2 separate regions of the Homo sapiens genome follow, and region 1 is linked to region 2. Evidence: chromatin contacts called from ENCODE Hi-C or POLR2A ChIA-PET data. All regions are on one chromosome and are shown on one strand. Each heading gives the region's core, a stretch centred on a gene start or an enhancer-like site at or near the end of the contact. The rest is flanking DNA. Distances are from core to core; before and after follow the strand shown.

What was found. Hi-C counts contacts between places; a loop is a spot of excess contacts on that map. ChIA-PET counts read pairs that join two places held with the same protein, here RNA polymerase II (POLR2A). Pooled maps may share reads with other maps.
Region 1: a loop to region 2 is called in a pooled map, with 1.9 times the contacts of the local background. The contact joins two enhancer-like sites. A Hi-C loop is called at or near these places in 1 of 168 maps with a recorded cell type or tissue (HepG2) and 4 of 50 pooled maps. POLR2A ChIA-PET finds 5 or more read pairs at or near these places in 1 of 52 experiments (OCI-LY7).

The regions. Positions count from the first base shown.
Region 1 is chr11:78,038,879-78,041,701 of GRCh38, reverse strand. All of the region lies in intron 1 of NDUFC2-KCTD14 (NDUFC2-KCTD14 readthrough), which reads left to right. It also overlaps a transcript of KCTD14 not described here. Among named protein-coding and RNA genes, the nearest start is that of KCTD14, 17 kb to the right of the region's middle. RefSeq lists a silencer at 1,462-1,521 and an enhancer at 1,158-2,114. Within about 2 kb of position 1,566, at least 34 of the 41 ENCODE cell types and tissues checked have a DNase peak (open chromatin) inside an H3K27ac peak, as active enhancers do.
Region 2 is chr11:77,912,806-77,916,072 of GRCh38, reverse strand. All of the region lies in intron 15 of INTS4 (integrator complex subunit 4), which reads left to right. Among named protein-coding and RNA genes, the nearest start is that of INTS4, 80 kb to the left of the region's middle. Within about 2 kb of position 1,617, at least 10 of the 41 ENCODE cell types and tissues checked have a DNase peak (open chromatin) inside an H3K27ac peak, as active enhancers do.

The DNA.
Region 1 (2,823 bases), core at 317-2,816, 130 kb before region 2:
TGAGCGAAAGCTCAGCTCGAGCCGTAACAAACATGGACCAGAAGAGTGCAGTTGCAAGATTTAATAGAGTGAAATAGCGTGAAAACAGAGCTCCCATACAAAGGGAGGGGACCCAAAGGGGGTTGCCATTGCCGGCTCCAGTGCCTGGGTTTATATCCTGATCATCGTCCCTCCCGCTGTGCTCTCAGGCAACAGATGATTGGCTATTTCTTTACCTCCTGTTGTTGCCTAATTAGCATTTTAGTGAGCTCTCCTTACTATCTGATTGGTCCCATGTGAGCTAAGTTGTAAGCCCTGTGTTTAAAGGTGGAAGCGGTCACCTTCCCAGCTAGGCTTAGGGATTCTTAGTCGGCCTAGGAAATCCAGCTAGTCCAGTCTCTCAGTTTCATGCAGACTGGGTCTGCTGTGTTCTTGGGTCTCCAGCATCCAGCCCTGAGCCCACCCACACACAGTAGGTTTGCTCCCTGCAGCAACATCATAAACTCCAGTGCCCCTACCTACATCCTGCTGCCACTGCGCCAGTGCCGCCCTGGTGAGTCATCAGACCCAGTGTGCTGGCCCCTGGGGTGATAGAGCCTCTAATGGAAGCTTGACAGACTGTGTGTCTCCCAATCCTTGAAGCCCAGAGTGCCTGGGTCAACCTGGCTTACCAGGCAACTCCCACTTCGGAGATCTGTTAGCTTTGTCCTTTGTGAGAGGCAAAATCACCTTCCATTCAAATTAAGTCCTAGTGGCCGGGCGCGGTGGCTCACACCTATAATCCCAGCACTTCAGGAGGTTGAGGCGGGCGGGTCACCTGAGGTCAGGAGTTGGAGACCAGCTTGGCCAACATGGTGAAACCCCATTTCTACTAAAAATACAAAAATCAGCCGGGCGTGGTGATGCGTACCTGTAGTCCTAGCTACTGGGAGGCTGAGGCAGAAGAATTGCTTGAACCCGGAAGGCGGAGGTTGCAGTGAGCCAAGATCACGCCATTGCACTGCAGACTGGGGGCCAAGAGTGAAACTCCATCTCAAAAAAAAAAAAATAATAAAATAAAATAAAAAATCAAGGCCTAGCAAGGAGAATGTTGGTTGCCTTCTCTCCCTGGGGAAGGGATGACTCACAGAACAGGAGTGGTGGATGGAGGACAGACAGCCACCGAAGAGACAGAGAAAAGACACAGAAATGAGGCTGGATTCCAGGCGGAGAAAATTAAAAGGTGCAGAAAGAAGGCAAAAGAGGAAGAAAACAGCAGAGAGACACACAAAGAGAAAAGAGCCAGAGAGAAAGAGGAGCAGAGTTAAAGAGAGAAGAGACACAGGAAGAAGTGGAGGGAGAAAGAGGAAACAGAAAGGAAAAAAAGAAGAAAGAAAGAAAGAAAAGAGACAAGGAAGAGAGAAGGAGAAGACAGGAGAAAGGAAAAAGAACATGGAGCAGGAAGTGAGTTTCTGAGGGTACTTTGAATCAGCCAGAAAAAATGCCCGTACTTCAGATTCCAGGAAGACATGACACGGGAAACGGGGGCAGCCTTGGCTTGGTTCTCAGCTCCTGGCCAGCGGCCAGCTCTGGTTTCAGCCCTTGCCTGCAGCCCCGGAAGTCTGTTGGAGGTCAGACTCTGAACATGGGGCAAAAACATAAACAGGGCAGCCACACTCTGTGTGCCTGGATGGTGGGCACAGCTTTCTTAGTAATTTGGAAACACTGAATAAGAGCTCAAAAAAGTGCCTACTCCTTGCACAGTGCCTTAGCTATCAAGGATGCTCACTGCAGCACTATTATAGTAGAGAAAGAGAGAAAAAATACAGAAGGAAGGAGAGAAGAAAGAAGTAAAATGTGGCTTAGTAGATTTATGATACATTCATACAACACAATGCTCTGTCGCCATTTTAAAAAGTGGTACAGAAGAGCCCTTCATATGGGGGAAATCGTCACGATACCAGGTGGAAAAAATGAGTACACTTTTTTTTTTTTTTTGAGACAGGGTCTCACTCTGTCTCCCAGACTGGCTCACTGCAGCCTCAACCACCTGGGCTCAAGTGATCCTCCCACCTCAGTCTCCTGATTAACTGGGGCTACAGACACATATCAACATGCCTAGCTATTTTTTTTTCTTTTGTAGAGACAAAGTTTCACCATGTTGCCCCAGGCTCATACATGTTTAAATAAATCTTTTCTTTTTTTTTTTCTTTTTGAGACAGAGTCTTGCTCTGTCACCCAAGCTGGAGTACAGTGGTGAGATCATGGCTCACTGCAGCCTCAACTACTGGGGCTCAAGCAATCCTCCCGCCTCAGCCTCCTGAGTAGCTGGGATTACAGGAGCACACCACCACACCTGGCTAATTTTATTTATTTTTTTTGTATTTTTTGTAGAGATGGGATCTCTCCACATTTTCCAGGCTGGTCTTGAACTCCTGGGCTCAAGCGGTCTGCCTGCCTCGGCCTCTCAAAGTGCTGGGATTACAGGCATGAACTGCCGCACCTGGCCTGGTTAAATAAATATTTTAAATGGCATGATTCAAGTTTTGTTAGTGGATATATATGTAGTAGGGGTGGCACCAACCCTGTCCCAGTTCAAGGTCCTCTTGAAATTCAGTTCAGCCCAACCCTGTGGTCAGAGACACCTGTTTTTTTGTGTTTTTTTTTTTTTTTTTGTAATCTAAAGTCCAGACTCTACTCCTTCCCTCCTAGCCCCATATTCTCCCTTCTGGGGAAATTCCCATGAGTTTTAGGCAGGGCGCCAATTCCTGGCCCTTGCTCCCGCTATGGAATCCCTTGCAAGAGATGGGATTCTTTTGCTGGCAGCCCCTGGTACATCCGGGCCTGACCGTGACCACAGCAGCA
Region 2 (3,267 bases), core at 368-2,867:
GAAGGCTAAAGAAACAGACTAGGTGGAATATCCAGGAATGATTTCCAGAGCCACACAATGAGTGGGCCACCAAGGAGGCTGATGTTCCTGCTATGATCAGGAAAGCTGCCTATTGAGTCAGGATGCTACCAATAAAGCTGCTGGCTCCAGAACCATGTCTTGCATTCTGCCTTTCTTCCCACTTAACATTATTCCCTATGCAAAACTCATGCGAATGTGTTTGATTGACTGATAATAAATCATGTCTGGAACCTAGCTCAAGGGAATCTGAGAAATGCAGTTTTTAACTTTGCAGCTTATGTAGTCTAGGAAGATACAGTAGATGAAGATAGGAATACCACGAGTGAGTGAGCCAAATCCAGTATATGCCATAAGTACCAACTGCTGTTAGCTCCAGTTTACTCACCTGGGGGACTTGGTGACTTGCTGGGTGCAGGGGTGGGAGTGAGGAACTGAGAGATAAATGGGTGGTCTGATACTCTAGTAATCCAATAAAAAGTTGAGGGTGTCCTGGGCTCCCCTGGGAGTGCCGTGGGCTTGGGCTGGACAGGTCGTGGGGAGAATGCTGGGTAGGTGGGTGCAGCTGCAGCCACAGGAGAGCCAGAGTGTGCAGCATGTGTCCAGCGTGAGCCTCCTGAGCTTCCACCTGGGTCACTTAGTCTTTGTGCCCCTGGGAAGCCTCTAGAAGCCACACAGAGGCCCATAGCAACTCTCATGCCCTGGAGGGTCTCACCAGCCACTCCAGTGATGGGCCCCCCAGTAGCTCTGGGACCCAAGCAGGGATGATTCACAAAGTCCCTACCTAGCACAGGCCTTCACAGTTCAACAAGAAAATCCTACTGTTGACTGGATTTTTAAAAATCAGTGGAGGAGATCACACTAGAAATGATAGATACTGCAAGAAACAAAGCTTGAGTGAAAGCTTGTTACCGTAATGAATGGACTCACACATATCACTGCTTTGCAGTGATAGCATCAGCCAAAAGGGCTGCAGAACATGAATCGTTAACAAGTTGAAATATGTCAAAGATGGCTGTGTGGTGTGAAGAAGCTGCATTAGCTGCACAGGCTAAGCCTAAATGATATTCCAAATGGCAGAGTGTTCACCTGAATACCATCACTGTAATCAGTAACAATAAAAGATAGGGAAAACTGAATTATTTTTTAGGTTGAAATGATTTTAGCATGGCAGTTTGTTCTCTTGCCACTGTACATTGAATCATATACTTGATATTTATTGTGTGCCTGTGATGTGCCAGTAACAGTACTCTAAACTAGGAGTCCCCAGACTACAGCCTGTGGACCAAAGCTGGCCTGTTGCCTGCTTTTGTATGTAAGATCTGATTGAAGCACACCCACGCTCATTTGTTTAGGTATTGTCTATAGTTGCTTTCATGCTACAATCACAGAGTTGAGTAGTTGCCACAGAGACCATACGGCCTGTAAAAGCTAACATATTTACTATTTGACCTTTTACAGAAAAAATTTGCTGACCCTGCTGTAAGCTCTGGGCAGTCCACAGCTCTGTAAGCGGAGATTCCAGTCCTTTCTATACCTCTTGTGAAGCGATTTCTCTTCTCCCTCAACAAAGTGTTTAGTTTTGGAGGCCACTGAATGAGGTTGTTGGCCCTGAGCCCAGTAAAATACAGTCTACTTCCTGACTCATCCCCACCTAAATAAACATTTAGATTTTGTCCTTGACAGTTTTATCCTGTTGGCACTAAAGCAAGTGCAAAAGGCACAAAAGCTAGCCAATTTGGTGATCAGCTGCAGTGCTGGCTCTTAGAAGGTACTCGCCTTCATGGTCTGGGTTTCCTGAGATGATAGTCTTGCTAGGCAGTGGCCGGCCAGATCACTGTCCTAAGTTTGGGGCTCTGTGTTTCTAGCTTGAGTGTGTATTCAGGAGCATAGGCAGGATGGTGAAAAATCTGGAAAGGGAAGCAGATGGACCATAGCACTGAGGGCACCTGCGATGTTTTACAACCATCATTGCAGACATGAAGTAATTTGCTAAGAAGAGGCAGAAGCAGGATTTGAGTTCAGCTTTGTCAACTCTAAAATCCATATTCTGTGATGTGCAGTGATTTACAGGGGATTCCTGTATCACATGAGATTAGATCAGTTGACCCCTGGGGTTCTCCACAACTTACACTTTCTGAGTTGTTATGGAGTGAAATGTTAGCCTTTCATACAGAAGGTTCTCTGATGAGGACTGGAGCCATGTATTTGTTAGTATGAGTGTAAAACAAATTTCACTGTCATACACAGTGCCCTGTTTTGTAATCCAAACAGCCATTTAACCCAATGAAGATCTCACCTATGAGCCAGATGCTGTGGCTTGCACCTGTAGAACTGTTGCGAAGATTATTGTAATGATATGTGGCAAAAGCATTTTGAGAATATCAGTTACATAGATAATAGTTGGACATTTATGGATGTTTGCTTTAAAATTTAAACTAACTGGCTGGGCACAGTGGCTCATGCCTGTAATCCCAACACTTTGGGAGGCCAAGGTGGGCGGATCACGAGCTCAGGAGATCGAGACCATCCTGGCTAACACGATGAAACCCCATCTCTACTAAAAATACAAAAAATTAGCCAGGCGTGGTGGCGGGTGCCTGTAGTCCCAGCTACTCGGGAGGCTGAGGCAGGAGAATGGTGCGAACCTGGGAGGCAGAACTTGTGCTGAGCAGAGATCACGCCACTGCACTCCAGCCTGGGCGACAGAGTGAGACTCCATCTCAAAAAAAAAAAAAAAAAAAAAATTTAAACTAACTGGCTTATTTAACATACTGGACATGTTCTTGACATTTTGTAACTAAATCAAATTTTATAAATGTAATCATGTTTAAACTCACTAGCAGGCAGGGTTGAAGGGGATTGTCTTTTAAGGAATGCTGCAGTCATTTGTCTGCTATTTCTCAGTATGAATAGTGACCTCCTGTTTTTCAAAGTTTACATTTTTGTGTTAAGTCCATGAAAGTGCTGTTGCTATACACAGTGTTGTTTCAGGAACCATATCACCTTAGAAGTGTTCCATAATAGAGAATTGTTCTTTTGGAGTAAAATAGCTCATTATTACCTGAAACAGAAGGGGCTTCATTTATCAGAGATAGAAAGAAATATACTACTTTTCTGATGGGAATTCTTTTACACACTAACCAATGAAGAACATGGGATTTTTTAGTTGAATTATTTAAAATCCTCTTTTTGCGTTGAAACTTTTATTGTCTTTTAGGTAGAGCACCTATTGTGTAGTATTGGAAC